Regions from separate parts of the Homo sapiens genome. Here region 2 is linked to region 1. Evidence: chromatin contacts called from ENCODE Hi-C or POLR2A ChIA-PET data. All regions are on one chromosome and are shown on one strand. Each heading gives the region's core, a stretch centred on a gene start or an enhancer-like site at or near the end of the contact. The rest is flanking DNA. Distances are from core to core; before and after follow the strand shown.

The links. Hi-C counts contacts between places; a loop is a spot of excess contacts on that map. ChIA-PET counts read pairs that join two places held with the same protein, here RNA polymerase II (POLR2A). Pooled maps may share reads with other maps.
Region 2: a map of mammary epithelial cell shows a loop between it and region 1 (2.5-fold over the local background). The contact joins two enhancer-like sites. A Hi-C loop is called at or near these places in 2 of 168 maps with a recorded cell type or tissue (mammary epithelial cell and tibial artery), 3 of 37 single-sample maps with no recorded cell type and 4 of 50 pooled maps. POLR2A ChIA-PET finds 5 or more read pairs at or near these places in 2 of 52 experiments (GM12878 and OCI-LY7).

What each region holds. Positions count from the first base shown.
Region 1 is chr6:6,393,923-6,400,252 of GRCh38, forward strand. All of the region lies in intron 4 of LY86-AS1 (LY86 antisense RNA 1), which reads right to left. Among named protein-coding and RNA genes, the nearest start is that of F13A1, 76 kb to the left of the region's middle. Within about 2 kb of position 2,094, at least 3 of the 41 ENCODE cell types and tissues checked have a DNase peak (open chromatin) inside an H3K27ac peak, as active enhancers do.
Region 2 is chr6:6,462,316-6,468,944 of GRCh38, forward strand. The region is part of intron 3 of LY86-AS1 (LY86 antisense RNA 1); the gene reads right to left. Among named protein-coding and RNA genes, the nearest start is that of LY86, 120 kb to the right of the region's middle. Within about 2 kb of position 4,841, at least 2 of the 41 ENCODE cell types and tissues checked have a DNase peak (open chromatin) inside an H3K27ac peak, as active enhancers do.

The DNA.
Region 1 (6,330 bases), core at 844-3,343:
TGTTATTATTTTCATCATTAGGAAGTCATCTCTTTCTTCCTTTTGGTGGCATTCCCTGGCACCTCTCTCCCAGTTTTAAGGATCTCAAGGGCAGCATATTCCACAAGACTTTTAGTACCTCTGGTAGCATTTGTGGATTTGTGTGTCTGTGGATGTAGATATTTGGAAAAAAAAATGTCAAAACTCTTTACCCTCAACAAACCAAGAGTGTTTCAACAAGTATTCAATGACATCTCAGTCTCTTATCAACAAAACAATCTCAAATATTTATTCTTTTCCCCCCCGCTGATGTCTGGTCACCTCCTTCCCCTCCAGAACCACATGTGCCCTGCAGGAGGACAGCATTCTGCCATCTAGAAAGTTTCTATGCATTTCTCCTGCCTTTCTGAACAGGCCCACTGCCATGGAAAGAGAAAAATGTACTCCATTCTCCTGATTTCCTAATGCTGTGGACATGTGGGTCAGGGAGAGTAATTCCTATTTCACTTTTCCTTTCTGTGATTAAACAGCCAGGCCATGGTGCATGACCAAAGTTAAGCAGCTCTCCTCACCTGTCTCCAAAACAAGTCTGCTTACAGATGTGGGCCACATCTTGACCTCTTAACATCAACCACAGAGCAAGACCTGTACCCTAGAGATGCTCAGAAATGTTTGGTGAGTGAAAATGATTGGGTGAAGGAGTAAACAATTAAGAAAGCCAGCAGGATGAGTTGCATTAGCCATGAATTGCACTCGTACTGGATATCAGGGAGCAAACACAGGCTTCTCTGGAAAAAATGCTCTTTCTTTCACTCTCTATTATAACAAGAAGAAGAAGAAGAGGAAGAGGAAGAGGAAGAGGAAAAATGGTTGGAGTAGAAAAGGAGAAAGCAGATAAAGAGGAGGAGGAAAAAATAGAAAGGGATTAGACAATTAAACACGTTTTGCAATTCCATTTCTATGTGTATATTGCTTTACAGTTTTCAAGGTGTCTTCAGTTTCATTTAACACAATATATTTTTATTAAACAACTACATAACATTTGTAACAATTGGCTACAAATTGAATAGGACACAGTTTCTGCCATCAATTCAAAATGATCCTGAAAAGTATAAAGGCCACTTATTTAGATTATGCCTTGTTTTATGATGAGCAAACTGGAGCTTGCTCGGAATGGAAGATTACGAATATTACTTGGCCAAGAGCACAGAGCTTATCAGTGAGGGGATTGGACCTAGAATTCGAGGTCATATTCTCTACCCATACAAGGCTGCATCCTTTATCCTTTATTTAGACCAAGCAATATTCAAGCACTTGCAAACCATATGAATGTTCCAAATATGTATACTGGACACCAAGACTTTATGCACATCCAGTATCTCATTTGTTGTGAACTTTGTTTTTATAATATAATTTACTGCCAAAAATCTGAAAAGTGAGGATTTGATGATATTTATAATCCACATCTACACAATTAAGAATTAACAGCATTCATCTCCAGAATGTAATAAATATTAAATCAAGCTTTTATATGTGGCTAGTAGCTATTTGCCTATTACATTAGTTAGGCAAACTCATTTCAATACTAACATTTAGATTTAAACTATAAACTCTAATCATATTAAAAAGCAACACTGTGCCAAATCTTGAACTGATAGCAAATACTGATTCATATACCAAAATCAGAAGCTAAATTCCACGGAACCACCAGTGAACTGTTTTGAGCATGAATTAAATAGGAAAATATTGGACTTGAAAATTAAAATAATGTCCACAACTAGGTGTCAATCATTCCAACATTCTATTCATTTTAGCCCCTGTAATTGAGCAGGCAAGCTCTCAACAGGAGGATGGGCACCTGCTCACATAGTGGTAAGTACTGGCCAACCTTGCAGCCAAGTCCACCAGAATTAACAAACTTGACCTTGTTATTCAGTAACCAATATGGATTTTAAAAAGAAAGAAAAAACAATGAAAAACATTCATGATTTAAATGGGAACCATTTTGTAAAGAACAACTGCAAAAGCAAATTTTACGTTTCACTGTGTTGCAATCCAAAGTAGCTGAGAGTACTGCTCTGCCACTTCTATTTTTGTAATGTCACACGCCCACAGAGAGTTCACAGGCACGTAGCTGGAGGAGAGACTGGTTCTCCCTTTTGTACCACTACCCTTCGGAGACAGGCATTGGAATTGCTTCTGCTCAGGAAGGCTAATAAACATAGTAACCAGAAAAAAGAAAAAAAAAAAGAACCCAAAGCAATCAATCAATCAATTAGATTAATGGATTAATTTTCACTTAGGCCAGAATTTGAGTTATTTGTTGAGGACAATGCTGGGGAGAGTTAGGGAATAAATCAAGAAACAGGTGGATTTGAGAGGGAAGGCAAACTGGGTGGGGTTAGTGGAGTGACCTGCTATATTCGTTGGCAAAAGCCTTCTGATCATTTTCTTTCTCCCACTTCAAACAGGCTTCTGTCACCATCACTCCACTGAAAGTGCTTTTGCCAGGATCCCAATTTGAAAAGTGAAATTTCCTAATTAAAGGAAGTGGTTGACCCTGCAGCGTGCATATAGATGTGATCCATCGTCGTTCAGGTATACAACATGACTGCCGCCTCTCACACTTAGGCAGGGACCAAGGCTGATAGAATTGACCCTGTTACAGAAAAACTATCCCATCATATGAAGAAGGCACCAGTAAGCTATTTTCTTTCATTCATTCATCAGTTCATTATTTATTCAACAAACATTTGTGTCCATAACATCCAGTCTAGTTCTAAGCGATAGCGATGTGACTAAGCATTTGAATAAGACTGAGGTGATACTTGCTCTTATGGGGCTCACATTACAGTAAGCCAATAAAAGAATAAATGAACAACATAATTTCAGATAGAGATAAGCACAAAGAGCAACATGGGACAGGGTAATGTGGACGAGATCTGTCTTATATTGCATATCAGGAAAGGCCTTCTTGAGGATGCCATATTTAGTAACAAGAAGAACTCCTGCATGCTCTGTCTAAACCACCACCTGCCCACACCCCAGTAGCAACACTCCCAGAGTTGCCCATTCTCCCTCTCGTAGCAGCACATTTTCCATCTCTGCCAAATCATTCCTGTCTGTGTGCAATTTACCTACAGTATCTCTCAATTGTTAAAAAATACCCTCCTCTTGCCTTCCCTCCCCTTTCAGATTCCACCCCATTTCATTTCTCTACTCTCCTTCACTGCAGAAATCTACTAAAAAGACTTTCATCCTTTTTCTCCACCTCTCCTTCCCTTCTTTCTTGAACCTGCTTCAAACAGACCTCTTTCCACCACTCCAATGAAACTGCTCTGGTCAAGTTCTCACTGACCATCAGGTGGCCAAATCCTGTGGTCATTTTTCTGTTCTCACCTTGTCATTAGTGCTCAGTCCCTATCCCCTGGCACTCACCACTCCCTTATACACGGAGGTTTGTACTGTAGCCGTCTGGGACTCTCGAAGCAAGCATGGCCAGCTACAGATGGGCCGGAAGTCCTAGGGAGTCAAAGCCTGCAGGGGCAGCCCTCAAACAATGACAGAGAGGAACTGGTGTATAAATGCCTCAGTTTCCTTTCCCTCCTATGGGCGATTCTGACACAGGTTCTGTATAGGTTCCCAGAGGCATCCAGTGGCATTGAGTTCACTTTCCTACAGTGATAACCTTCTTATGAACACGCCTCGTGTGGACTCCCCTCCATTCCCTGTCTTACTTACCTGCACCCTTACTGGTGCCCCTTAGAATCACCTCTCATATTAAGTGCTTGCGATCAATTCCTTGTCCGGATCTGCCTCTGGGAGGATACAACTCTGACAAATTCGTGGCAAAAGTGACCGCAATTTCCCCCTCACTATATTTGCAATGTGACTTTGCAGCTCCTCCCATAAAGAGATGAAGATCATTTCTCCACTCCTGGAATCTGGGCTGATCTCGTGAGTTGTTTTACTTTAGGGAAAGCAACAGAAGCGACAGTGGCAAGTGATATGAGCTGAGGCCTAAATGATTGTTACATGCTTCTTCTTGCTCTCTTGGGACTCAGCCTCTGTATGTTGAAAAGCCTAGACTAGCCTGCAGAATAATGAGACATTACGTGGGCCAGTGCGAGTCATTTCTGTTACTGTCTGTGAGAACACTTAGCCAAAATCTGCAAAGCTAATCTGCAACTGACTCATTGCCAATCATAGACATACAGGTAACCCAACCCAAACCTGAAGAACCGTCCCACTAGGCCCTGCCTAAATTGTCAACCTATGTAATCTTGAGCTGAAGAAAAGGTTACTTTTCAAAGCCACTAATTATGGGGATGATTCATAATGCAGCAAAAGGTAATTGTTACATTTACTTAAATCAGATGGTCCCAGAAGTGGTCCTAAGAAGATCTTCATGATGAGATTGTGGAACCCACTTGCTTACCAAACAGATGGCAGCAAGTACCCCATTTCTGGTGGCATACAGTATCACAAATAGTGAGACTCTTACCTTTGGTGGATTGAGATGGGCAGAGATGAAAGGGGATACATTGCCTTCTGTAATAGTTCTAGCTCTTGAAGTTTATGTAGGCAATGATCATTATAACAATGGCTGGCCATGGTGGCTCATGCCTGTAATCCCAACACTTTGGGAGGCTGAGGCAGGCCAATCACTTGAGGCCAGGAGGGTAAGACCAGCCTGGCCAACATGGAGAAACCTCATCTCTATTAAAAACACAAAAATTAGCCAGGCATGGTGGCGCATGCAGGTAATCCCAGCTACTCGGGAGGCTGAGGCAGGAGAATCACTTGAACTCAGGAGGTGGAAGTTGCAGTGAGCCGAGATTGACCCACTGCACTCCAGCCTGGGTGACGGAGTGAGACTCTGTCTCAAAAAATAATAATAATTACTATTATTATTATAAGGATAATTGTACTGCTTCTCTTTGTTAATGACAGAAGCCCTGAAAGAATAAAATGACAGCTATCACTCCAAGCTCTAATTTGAATGACAGAAGTCTACAAGAAGGACCCACACCTCCTGTGGCCGGAAGACAAACTGTAATGAATAATCAGACACAATATTTGGTTATACGGTGCTAGAGATATAAACCACCTACACTAAAGTGTAGGTCTGATATAGAAGAGGTAGGACATTGAGACCTGGAATGGGGAACTTTGGGTAGATACACTTGAGAACCTTAAATCTCCCAAATTTACTTGAATTTGCATAAAAGCCTACTTCTTTCTTGTCAGAGGAGAAGTAACCTCTCATTACCTGGAGACCATGGACATGCTTCTCCTTACAAATGTCTTACAATATGATACTAGACCAATGAACAGGCTCAAGTTTCTTCATGTCATAGTGAGAAGTACTGACCCTTTTCTGGGAAGAAAGATGTTACTCACCAGGAACCAGAAGGTTCCTGCTGTTCCATATTTTCCAGAACCTACAACTTTTTTGGTGAATAATACCTTTCCTTCCAAAGAAGGTCAATGTTCCTGCTGGGGATACATATTGAGGGTATAGACTGAGATCCATAGATCTGAGGGGTTGGGGGGTCTCCTGGAGGTAAGATCCTGCAACATAACAGAAGGATTATCAGTAGCTCTTACTCCAGTCTTTCCCCCAAAGAACTGATAGCTGTTTTTCAAAGTAAATATAAACTGTGGAAAGGGAAGAAAGATCTTTTAACAGCTTTTGAATAAGGATATGGATATGGATCAACAGCTACTGTTAAGATGCCATTAAGCCTTTAATACTATCCTGACACCTTGTTAGAGTTGAGATTCACAGATGTCAGGAGATAAATGGAGTCCTGGTCAAAGCCCATCTCACATGAGTTCACCCTGAGTCTATGTCCTTTGTCCTAGCTTGCATAATAGAGACAGATACACATAGCATCTGGCAGCACCTTCATATTGGTTTCCTGACCTACGAAGTAAGAGCCATAAATGTAGGCAAGGCCAAGTGGGAGTCCCTGAAACTCTCTCTCTCCCTCACCAAAGATAATAAATCCGAAGTGATGTTGCATCTGAGGGATTATACCTGAGAATAGCACCTCTCTCAAAGATTTAAAACATGCAGAGATGGCGGTTCTCATCATATTCCCATTTAATTCAACGATATGGTTTTTGCAAAAACCAGATGGATCATGGTAGCTGATGAGGGGATAGCACAAACTTAGCCAAATGATAGTCCCAATTACAGTTGTTGTGCTGGATGTGATGTCTCTACTAGATTTAGAACTAGATCAAATAGCCTCTTTAACTTGGTATGTGGATACTGATTTAGCAAATGCATTCTTTCCTATGCTCATTGAGAAGCGGGATCAAAGGCAGTTCACAATAACCTAG
Region 2 (6,629 bases), core at 3,591-6,090, 71 kb after region 1:
CCTAGAAAATCCACATAGGGGCTGCTTAGAAGGGAGTATGACCTCTGCTCAGAAAAGCACAGGCAATCTGCGCTCATCTTTCTAACAAAGAGTTCCTGGGCTACTCGTCTCAGATATTTTCGATGTAATTGCCCAGTTCCTGTAGTTTTAGAGAAATTTGCCCAGACTAGTCTTTCTCTCCCATCCTCCTCTGTATTCGTGTATTCTTCAAACCGCTTTTTCCAATTGCTGTCTTTCCTCTTTCCCTTTCCTCCTTCCTTTCTTTGCAATCTTTCTCCTACTCCTTCTTGCTCTCCTGCTCTCTCAGCCGTCGCTCACCTTGAAATGCCCATGTTTCTGCATAAAGACAGTGCAGATACCAAAAACTACTTGAGGCAAGAAAGGCAATCAAAATTAATTTGGCAGGTTGCAGTAAAGAAGCCAGCCAAAACCCACCAAAATCAAGATGGCAACAAAAGTGACCTCTGGTTATCCCCACTGCTCGTTATATGCTAATTATAATGCATTGGCATGCTAAAAGACACTCCCACCAGTGCCATGAGAGTTTACAAATGCCATGGCAACATCAGGAAGTTACCCTATATGGTCTAAAAAGGGGAGGGACCCTCAGTTCTGGGAATTGCCCACCCCTTTCCCGGAAAATTCATGAATAATCCATCCCTTGTTTAGCATATAATCAAGAAATAACCATAAGTATTCTTAGTCTAGCAGCCCAAGCTGCTGCTGTGCCTATGGAGCAGACATTCTTTAATTCCTTTATTTTCTTAATAAACCTGCATTCACTTTAAAAGAAACATAAGTTTAGAAATTTTTTCCCATTAAATCAGACTTCTTTAAGGGGGATAAAAATCCTTGGATTATTGACAGAGTATTATTTGATTCCAAAATCTCATTTAAACACCTTAAGTTTTAATAGGTTCATTGTGTCCGTATAGCCATAACGTGCATTTAAAAATCCATGCTGGCTCAGTGCTTCGTGGTATAGTCCTGTTTCTGAAGCTATGTGTTTATTTAGTGGTGGCTTTCTGTTTTATTTGGAGGTATTACCATGTGAAAACATTTGGTAAGCCTGTCCTCTCAGCCAAAATAAAATCTAAGAGAGTTTCAAACATACTTTGAAAGGCTAGTGGACACTAGCCAAAGATCAGGGATGTTTCCCCCACTTGTGCTCACACAAACTTGAGAAGAGATGAATAACTACTTCCTGTTCTCACTAATACCTATCTCTAATTTAAATCTGTCCCTAATTAAAAACGCAGTAGGATGAGAAAGTATAGGATATGATTTGGCTGTGTCCCCACCCAAAATCTCATCTTAAATTGCAATCCCCACCTGTCAAGGGACAGACCAGGTGGAGGTAATTGAATCAAGGGGCGGTTTCCCCCATGCTGTTCTCATGATAGTGAGTGAGTTCTCATGAGATCTGATGGTTTTATAAGTGTTGCTAGTTCCTCCTGCAGTCATTCTCTCTCCTGCCGCCTTGTGAAGAAGGTGCCTGCCTCCCCTTCACCTTCTGCCATGATCGTTAAGTTTCCTGAGGCCTTCCCAGCCATACAGAACTGTGAGTGAATTACACCTCTTTCCTTTGTAAATTACCCAGTCTTGGGTATTTCCTTCTAGCCATGTGAGAACGAACTAACACAGTATAATTGGAAGCCCTCATCATAATAGCTACAGAGGAGGCATTAGCAGCCTCCATCAAAATTCAAAGAACTGATTCATAAAATCAGACAAAGAGACAATACAAAATATGGACTTTGTTGCCTCTCTAAAGATACCAAAATCCACAAAATAATTAATGTCTGTATTTGTACTTCTAACAAATTAGCTTTAGGAATGAATGGGTAAAAAGAAACATAATTCTTGGCTTTATTTATTTTTTCCCAATACTTTGGACTTTGGGTTTGGACATTTTCAAAGAAGATATCTTTATTCTAACCATAATAATACAGTTTAAAAACTCAGTTACTTAATGTCTACTCTGGAGGGATACAAAATAAATAAGATGTAGATCTTGACCTTGGGATGCTTATACACTAAGGAAATCAAACATACACTTATGAAGTAATTTGAGAGGAATGAAAATATACATGTGAAAAATAATATTGGCAACAATTCAGAGTGGAAAAATAACTCCAATGCAAAAAGTGAGCATATGAATCAGGGAATCTTTCCTTACAATGGGACCATGGGCACAGGCAAACACAGTATGTCTTAAGTGGTAACGCTGCTTTTATTTAAGCTGGAAAGTAGGACTGGAGTAGTTTTACATTCTTTACTTGAATTTACTACTTTCCTATATTTATCTGAAAACTATTTTCAACCGTGTGTTATCAGGAGCTGCTGAATGAAGAATGTTGGGGAATTTATTTAAATAGATTCTTATTCCACGTTCACATAGATGTTTTTTAGTAGCCACTTTGACTCTCATTTGAACACATTCTCTCTAGTGAGAAGTAATAGAGTAATGAGCAAAAGCAGATACCCACCAGGATGTATGATAAAGGTGAAAGAACAGGCTTTGTGAAAGGAGGAATTAGATGCCAAGATCGGCAAGAAGAGACACATAGTACCATAGTACCCATCCTGTCATCATCGCAGGAAGAGCTGTATTTGAGCAGACACACTGCACGTCTGTGCTCTGGGGAAGGGGCATTGCCTTCCTGTCTTCTTAGATTGAGAGTCAAAAACAGCCTTGGTTGTGAGGAATGATTAGATGAAATGTTAGCACCTGCCATCTGCCTATATGTTTCAGCTGTAGGCAAAGCTGTCAGAGAACATTCACATTTGTACCCGGAGACCTTGTAAGATGCTGGATTCAGCTGCTGCATGGGCAGGGAAGGGGCACAGTCCTCGGGAAGCTGAGTTTGGGCACAAGACCTGCCACTGGAGAACAGGGGGCTCTTGACCCTGGTGAACCCACTGCCTGGCCATTGATCTTCCAGGCATTCACCGGACAATTTTCCTTACTTTGCCACAGTAGAAATAGGGCATATTTAGGATTGGGGAGATGTTGGTTGAAGGATACAAAATTTCAGTTACCCAGGAGGAATGAGTTCAAGAGATCTATTGTATAACATGATGACTATAGTTAATGTATTCTTGGAAAAAAGGAAATAGGTCACATTTATTTGAAAGAAATAATTAGGAGATACTTCACAGCTTCATAACCTCCAAGAGCCGGTATGCTGGTGGGCATGTCATATGCGTTCTAACAAGAGCTTCCAGAAAATTGCAAGGACTCAGCTCCAGGGTCACTCTGGAGCACTTTGCTTCCTCTGCCACATCTAATGAGGTGAGAATGTGATAGAGCCCTGTCTGTCTCCCATGCAGCCTGAAGTAATCCCATACCAGGAAGGGTATTCTCTGTTGGTCTTTGTTTTGGACAATTTGGCAACTGAATTCAACTCCATTTGCTGGGGGAAACCTGCTGCTACTGGTTTTGGCATCCTATATTAAAGTGATTATGATGACAGCAATAGGTATGCACTCGCTGCATGTCAGGCACTGTGATGAACACATTACCTACATTATCCTATTTAATTCTCCTGACAAATTAGTTATTTTTATGTCACCTTTTATCACAAAGAAAATTGAGTGGAAAAGTGGGGATTCCAACCCATCCTTGTAACGACTTTACTGTTCAGTCTTGACAATTTAGTAAAGAAGGCACTGATGCTCGAAGTTAGCCACAAGAAGTTAAGCCATAAGGCTGGGTGACCCTTACCTCCCTACCCGAAACCAAAGCTTTACGAGGGAAGAAATTTTGTGTCTTACTCCTCAATCTGTCCTCAGTGATGAGAACAGGGATTGGTACAAAGTAGATGTTTAATAAAATTGTACAATGGATGAACCCTCAAAAACCTCCTCTTCCAGGCCACAGAGGTGTGTCCCCAGCCCACTGTGCAAAGCTTGGAGGGAGGCAAAAATAGCTAAAGAGGCTAAGTCTGTCTTTGGGTCTTGCCACCTCTACTTCTTGGGAACTTTGCTCTCCGACACCTGCTGATTTAGAATCCTTACCTTGCCTCTTGTAAATTTCTTCTTGGCTAGGGTGTAAGATAAATATAAGAGAACTTAGAATTAGGAATGTCTCCATTAAAAACAACACCTCTGCAATTCCTCATCTACATGACTCCAAGCCAGTAACTTAAGCTTTCTTAGATCATTTGGAGACAACAATGTCTAACTCAAAGGAATATATATATACTTCAAAGTCATACATACATATTATATATCATCACTGACTAATTATCATTACTATTATTATTTTAGACAGGGTCCCACTCTGTCACCCAGGCTCTGGAGTGCAGTGGTGCGATCACAGCTCACTGCAGCCTCAACCTTCCTGCCTCAATCAACCCTCCCCTTAGTCCACCTGAGTAGTTGGGACTACAGGCGTGTGCCAACGTGACTGGCTGTATATTTGTTTTTATTTTTTGTAGAGACAAGGTCTCACTATGTTGCCCAGACTGGTCTAGAACTCCTAGGCTCAAACAATCTTCTGGCCTCAGCCTCCCAAAGTGCTGTGATTACAGGCATGAGCCACCATGCCCAGCCTATCACTGAAAAATTATTGTAAAGCATCTGAAAAATTAGTCTAAATGGAAAAGTTCATCAGTGACAAATATTTCAGGTATAGAATGTAGGCTTTCCTCGATATTTCTCAGATCAACCCCAAGAGCGGCAACCATCCGCTCTTGACTATATTTTATGGTCACTTATAATGGTATTCCATCTGTCATCTACTAATAAACATAACATCCCCTGTGGACCTTCCATTGAGACCAGTCATCAGATGGCTCAATCACCTCCATAGGTGCTTCTACGTAAGTACCAGAGAGTCAAGCCAGACCACAGCGCTCTGGGAAGTTAGCCCAGTTCTTTTGTATCAGAAATGAATGACTCCTGCCTTGTTCCCACCTCCACATCCTCCTACACACACACTTTGAAAAAGGTGATGTCAAATAAACAGATTTTTTTTTTCCTTATTCAAACCCTGCAAGTAACCTCAACTTACTGAAAGTCCCTGGGAACTTAGGAGAAAGAGAAAATGTGTCATCTTATTTTTTTACTTATCTTCTAATCAAACAGAAAAGCCTCAGCTTTGCTTGGGGGCACTGGAACACATTTCCCTTCTCTGGGCGATGAATATTTAACACATGGGTCAGCTGTAAACAGCTGTGGCTCCCTGATGAATCACCCACTTCAGACACCCAAGCAATGTCGTCATCCAGGCCCTGCCCACAGGCACCTGCGTTTCTCCGCCTCACCTTAAAACACCAAGCAGCTTGTTCCTAGCCTCCTTAATATCAGGACTCCTTTGCCCACGCGGCTCACAGGGTGGTAGTTGACATTTGATTGCCTTTGCCTCTATTGAGCTGATTCATCCCCAGCCTCACACTGCCTATCACTTGTCTGTAGTCTCGTACTTGACACCCATGTGCTTGTTGTTAACTGTGGGAGCACCACCCTTTCCCAGTTTTCTCACTGGCCTGCAAGTTTCTCCCCCTCTCTCTATCAAGCATGGACCCCAGTCTGTTTTATAAATGAGTAAATGGAACCATCTTTCCTGCTTACGTCAGAATTTGCTTCCAGTGCTTGTAACTCAAAGCATCTCAGTCAGACCTACTTCAGGTCAACAGCCCCAAATAACACTGCGCCCGGGCAGGGCGCGGTGGCTCACGCCTGTAATCCCAGCACTTTGGGAGGCCGAGGAGGGCAGATCACGAGGTCAGGAGATGGAGACCATCCTGGCAAACACGGTGAAACCCCGTCTCTACTAAAAATACAAAAAATTAGTGTGGTGTGGTGGCCGGCACCTGTAGCCCCGGCTACTCGGGAGGCTGAGGCAGAAGAATGGCGTGAACCCGGGAGGCAGAGCTTGCAGTGAGCCGAGATCGCGCCACTGCACTCCAGCCTGGGCGACAGAGCAAGACTCTGTCTCAAAAAAGAAAAAATAATGACAATAATAACACTGTGCCCGGCAAGGTCAGCTAATGCCACATGGTAATTGCTGCATGTGTGAGTAGCAAAATCACATGGAAGAGGAGCTGGCCTTGGGGACAATGCCACGTTACAGTGAGGAGCTCCAGAAAAACCCACGTGCAAAGTTCTCAGGTTCACGCTTGGGTGCCCATCCTCTGCCTGACCCCTCAAAAGAATAAAGATCTTACAAATATCCAATGAATACCAGGATGGAAATAACTTGTTTCCTGGCATTCAAGACAGAGGAAATCCTTACTATTAAAACTAGAAATGATTAGCAAAGACATGAAACACAACAGTTTAAAAAACCACAGGGGCCCACAAACACGTGTGGATATTCAATTTTTAAGGACTCGAAACTAATGCAAGCAGGTAGTTAATCTTACCCTCAGTCTCTTACCTCAGAGCAGTTATCTCATTTTAAAGACCCTCATGAAGGAAGTTTCACAGTCATTTATGCAGTAGCTCTGCAGGTAACCTTCATATCAAGCATCAATATGGACATACTGCACTTATTCAAGTACTCAACCTATTTCCTTCTCCTAAAGAGCTAATTCTGTAACACCTAAGAACAGTCACAGTTCTTCCTTTAAATCTAACCTTAATATTCTGTGCTGTGGCTTCATCTTCCTCACCTCCTCTTA